Regions from separate parts of the Mus musculus genome. Here region 2 is linked to region 1. The links are chromatin loops, found by intact Hi-C in ENCODE. Cell type or tissue: left cerebral cortex. All regions are shown on one strand.

Region 1 (2,500 bases):
GGGACTCCAGGATTCATGTCACCCAGATGTTCCCCCTTGAAACAACCCTGGAGCGTCAAGACATATCATAAGGATGGGACAGTGAAATGGCTCAGTGGGTGAAGGTGCTTGCCACTAAGCTTGAAAACCTGAGTTTGACTCCCCAGGAGGCACATGATGAAAGGAGAGACCTGACTCCAGCAGGTTGGTCTCTGACCTCCACACCTGGGATGTGGATACACACACAGATGTATACATACACACTCATATACATACATGCATACATACATAAAGACACACACGCACAATCATACACACTCATCTACATGCAAATATACATATACACAGACACAATACATACATAAACACAAATAAAGAAATATAATAATTTTTAAATTTTGATTTCTTGAGACAGGGTCTTACTATGTAGCCCTGGCTGTTCTGGAACTCACTTTGTAAAAGACCAGGCTAGCCTCAAACTCACAGAGATCTGCCAGCCTCTGCCTCCTGGGTGCTGGGATTAAAGGAGTGTGTCTGTCACCATGACTTCTCGCAATTTTTTTTTTGTTTGCTTTGGTTTTTTTTTGAAAAAAAAAAAAAAAACTTTAAAGAATAGAAAAATATTGTAAATGTGAGGAAGTATGAGCTGTTGACGTTAGGCTCTCGTACCAGTGGATTGAAAATACCCAGGGGAGCCGGGCAGTGGTGGTGCATGCCTTTGATCCCAGCACTCGGGAGGCAGAGGCAGGCGAATTTCTGCCTGGTCGACAGAGTGAGTTCCAGGACAGCCAGGGCTACACAAAGAAACCCTGTCTCAAAAAACCAAAACAGAAAAAGAAAGAAAAGAAAAAGAAAGAAAGAAAATACCCAGGGAAAAATGGGCACCAGCACCCAACATGCACAAGAGTGTTTGTTTCCCTAAACCACCACGAGTAACTGTTTGAGCAGGAAGACTCTATATATCCTCTCAACTTAAAGCACACCAGAGGGAAAGATCCACTGGTGGTGTGCGAACGTCATCCTGTTTTGTGTAAGTGCCTTAAGCTTATCTGCCTATTGATATCCCAGGGATCCTGAAACAGGCCCCTGCGCATACAGAGGAACAAATGAATTTTAAGGGGCTGGTGGTATAGCTCAGCTGTCATAATGCTTGCCTAATGTGTACAAAGTCCTGGATTCCACCCCTAGCACCCATAAAACAGCTGTGGTGATGTGCACTGTAATCCTAGAGACAGGGTTTCTCTGTGTAGCCCTGACTGTCCTGGAACTAAAGGCACAGGCTGCTCTGGGAGGGGACCTGGCTTCAGTTCCCAGCACCCACACAGCAGCTCCAGTCCCAGAGGGCTCTGCTGCCCTCTCCTGGTCTCTGCAGGTACTGATGTATGGGGTGCCCAGACATACAGGCAGGGCAAACATTCATACACATTAAAATCAATATTTTTTTTAAGCACACTGCCTGTAGGAGCTGCCCTCTCGTAGGACGTGCCCCCCCCCCCAGATGCTATTTGTCTAATAAAACACACATTTATCTGTGTCTCTTAGAATGCAGCCATCTCTCCCCAGTGCATAGCCGCGCAGCAGGGACCAGCGAGTCACCAGGGGCTGAGCAGCACTGGTTCACACAAACTTTAGTGGGAAACCGAAGCTGGGTCCCTTCCTGCCTCTATGGTACAACCAAACCTTAGAGATGGAATGGCTGAATCCACCTGGGCCGCATCTGGGTCATACTCAAGTACCCGGTGAAGCTCTTCCTTACTCAAGGCTAACTCGGGGCACTTGTGCTCTCGTGGCCTCTCACTAGGGGTGAGAATGGCTCAAAGACAAGGATCACGTGGCCAGAAAGCTGGGCTTCCGGCACATCCTGGCCCCAGCCCCTTCCCCTTCCCGAAGTTCACCCTTAACAGCTGTCCTCCTGTGGCGACTGTCTCCCTCCCCAGCTAAGCTGGAACCGGGGCTTTGGTGAGCCTAACCCGCAGTCCTGGCTAGAGGGCAGCCCGCCGGACGCACCTCCAGATTTAACCACTTAATCCCCGAAGTCCCCTGTCTAGCTGGCCGACGAACCTGCCATTAATTCTTTAAGGCTTCCCTATTATTTGTCACCTAGACTGGGGCTCCTTTCTCCTCTTCTAGTCCCAAGGCAAGAGTCGACTGCCCTTCCCTGGTTCCCCATCCTCTCTCCTTCCCCTCCCCCTCTCGAGGCAGGCAGCTCCCAGCTCTCTCCCTCCCCACCCCCCAACACAGCCTCTTTTGTTTCTCTCCGGTATCTTTGGACAGTGACTAAGGTTACCTCCCCCCTCTCCCTCCCCCTCCCCCCGCCACCCCAGCCTTCGAGGTGCAGAATGTACGGTGGACCCTCCCACCCCCCACCCCATTACTTTACCAGATGTCCCCCTCCTTCCATGCAGCCCCCCCCCCAAGCCAGGGCAAGGGGTGGCTATCCCGTCAAAGCTTGACTGTTCAGTCCAGTTCGTTCTTTGCAAAGACTCAGGTCGATGCTCTCGGCCTCAGTTTCCCATTCTTT
Region 2 (2,500 bases), 1.5 Mb before region 1:
TGTTGGCTTAGGGGAAAGGTCAGATCTCTGGTTTTCCTCGAATGGAATTTTTTGAAAGGCCTCTACCTACTTCGAAACTTTCACCCATGCATAGGTGGATCTTAGGACAGTTCAGGTTCAGAGAGAGACTCTGTACAAGCCTACACACCGTACACCCCTCGCTAGTTACTACAGGACAACCTAGACCGGGGGCAGGGGGGCTGACTGCAGGGTCACGACCCCTGCCTGTGCCCAAGCACGCCCTTCGGCCCCTGCAATTAGCGCCAGGAGGTCAGGAAGAACCCGGACGCCTCTACCCACAGCTCTAAAGCCCAGCGAAGGTGACCTCAGCCCCTCCCGTCCGGTCTCAGACGCCAGCGCAGCCTGGAGCCGATCTTCCCCACTGGCGGGCTGGTGGGCGGGCGCCCGGAGGGTTCTAACCGGTACCAGCATTCATGACCTTATATCCACGGATCTCCAAGGCACTCCAGCCCTGCAGGTCCCCCAGCACTGCGGGGATGGGAGTCGCAAGGGGGGCTGGTGGTTGCAAGAACTCTGGTCTTCCTTTGTCCCTGTAGACGCGGCCGGGAGAAAAATAAGAAAAGTCCCAAACTTGGAGTTTATATAGTACAACAACAAAAAATCTGGACAAAGCGAAGTTGGTCTGAGTTGAGACTATGTGGGCAGATTGGTGTGTGTGTGTGTGGGAGGGGTGCGGGTGTCTCCTTTTATCTGCTACTCCTCCATCCTGGTTACCTCCTCCTGTATCTCCATATTTCCACACGGAGAGAATAAGGAACTACAGTCCCCCTCCTTGACTTTCCAAAAATCCCTTGGAAATCTCGTCTGAGGCCCACATAGGGATAGATGGAAGACTTGGCTCTTCTTCTGACAGTAGTGAGGTGGGGGCGGGGCGGGGTGGCTTTGGAGAGGGTATGTCAGACTGGGGTCGTGGGGGGGGGGTGCGACCAGAAAGGGGCGCAGAGGTGAAGACCTCACGTTCCAGAATCCAGAAGGCTCTGGGGTGCCTAGCCAGCCGCAGTTAGGCAGGGCGCATTCGTGGGTCAGACAGACAGGTGGCACTCGAAGCCAAGGAGAAAAAAAAAGGAAAGGGGAAAAAAAAAAAAAAAAAAAAAAACCAACCAACCCAGGCGCCGGCCCCGAGTGGCCTCCGCAGCCGCCGCCACCACCACCATAAAGCCCGCGGCGAGATTGCGACCGGCGCCAGGTGAGTAATAGGTACAGAAATTCAGAGAGATTGCGAGCGAGTCACCCCTGGTCCATCAGCGCCACAAGAGTTACACATTAACAGCACTATATATAAATAAGATACAGCGGAGATTAAAAGGAAAGAGGAAAGAAAAGAAGAGAGTCTGAGGAGGGGCCGGGGACAGGTTTGGGCACTGTCCCCAAATTTGGGGGATGGAGGAGGAAAGAGGGAAGAAAAATCCGACTGAGAAAGCCAAGCAAGTTTGGTTTGATTTGGTTTGGTTTCTGCTTTCTCCGCAGTTTAAGCCGAGCTATTTTCTCCTCAATTTGGGAGCTCGCGCAGCCGGAGGCCATGAGCCAACTACCACCTTCCCAGGGCGGACTGTGAAGAAGAGTTTTGGTCCCGAAGAGGACCGGCCTTTCCCGTCCCCATGTCCCCTTAAGCACTCTCCAGTCCCCTCTCTCCCGTTGTTTTCTCCTCCTCCCTAGACAGCTGGGGAGAAGCAGTGCGGGTCCCCACGTGCCTGGGCTAGAAAAGGGGGGCTTGCCCACCCCTCCAAGGTCTAGAGCTGGATCCTCTTCCAAACACAGGAGGGGAGAGGAGGGGCCCCCCTCATGACTCTCCATTCAAGAGGTGACAGGGACGTTGGGCCCGGCTGGCGGGCTCCGGGATGGGGGTTGGGGGCAAGTCAGCCGCCTGGCGGGCTCCAGCTGGGTCTTTGAGTCAAGGCCCCCAGGGCAAGAAAGTCCTAAGGGCTAACTCTAGAGTACCTTCCCTTGTAACCCCTCTCCAACACAACACACACACACACACACACACACACACACACACACACGCCCCCGAGAGGATCCTGGAGGGTGGGGAGACTGAAGAATGACAGGACAGGACAGAGGCTTCACTGATTGATTAATTGATTGATTGATATATGTATATATTTGAAAGATTCAAAGATAAATTGAACTTCAAAAAGATAGGTTGCCTAACTGACTCGGGACTGGTTAGGGAAATGAGATGGTAGCTTCCCCGGTGCCTTTTGCCTTGGGTGTTCCATGTGGACTCCGAAAGCACCTTGCCTCTCTCTCATGGTCACTGTGGAGCCCACTCCTGGGCCTTACCCACAGCCCTGAATGTCCATGGATAAGGGAGTCTGCTTGGCCTTTTCCTGTGCTAGATTCCGTGGGTGTAGCGGACCTTATTTATTTTGTTTTGTGATCCATGTCAGAAAAGGGAAAAACGAATTAAAAGCGAAAACCCCTCCTAGCTCTTATTTCCGGTCGGATTCCTGGGGGGGGGGGGGAGCCGACTTTGAAC

The links. Peaks named below come from ENCODE experiments on the same cell type or tissue, not always from the same donor. Only the 100,000 strongest peaks of a DNase experiment are listed, where the experiment ranks them.
Region 2: it touches region 1 in a loop (3-fold over the local background); 2 of 42 quality-filtered maps call a loop at or near these places.

The regions. Positions count from the first base shown.
Region 1 is chr5:118,174,168-118,176,667 of GRCm38, reverse strand. The region is part of intron 1 of Hrk (harakiri, BCL2 interacting protein (contains only BH3 domain)); the gene reads right to left. Among named protein-coding and RNA genes, the nearest start is that of Hrk, 5.7 kb to the right of the region's middle. In left cerebral cortex, a CTCF peak has its summit at 1,340 (motif pointing left); no DNase peak of the experiment used is centred here.
Region 2 is chr5:119,685,043-119,687,542 of GRCm38, reverse strand. It overlaps Tbx3os2 (T-box 3, opposite strand 2), which reads left to right. Exons shown (of 3, transcript NR_040416.1): 3 at 1,489-2,455. Among named protein-coding and RNA genes, the nearest start is that of Tbx3os2, 4.9 kb to the left of the region's middle. In left cerebral cortex, a CTCF peak has its summit at 1,040; DNase peaks (open chromatin) are centred at 1,517 and 2,338; H3K4me3 peaks cover 554 bases.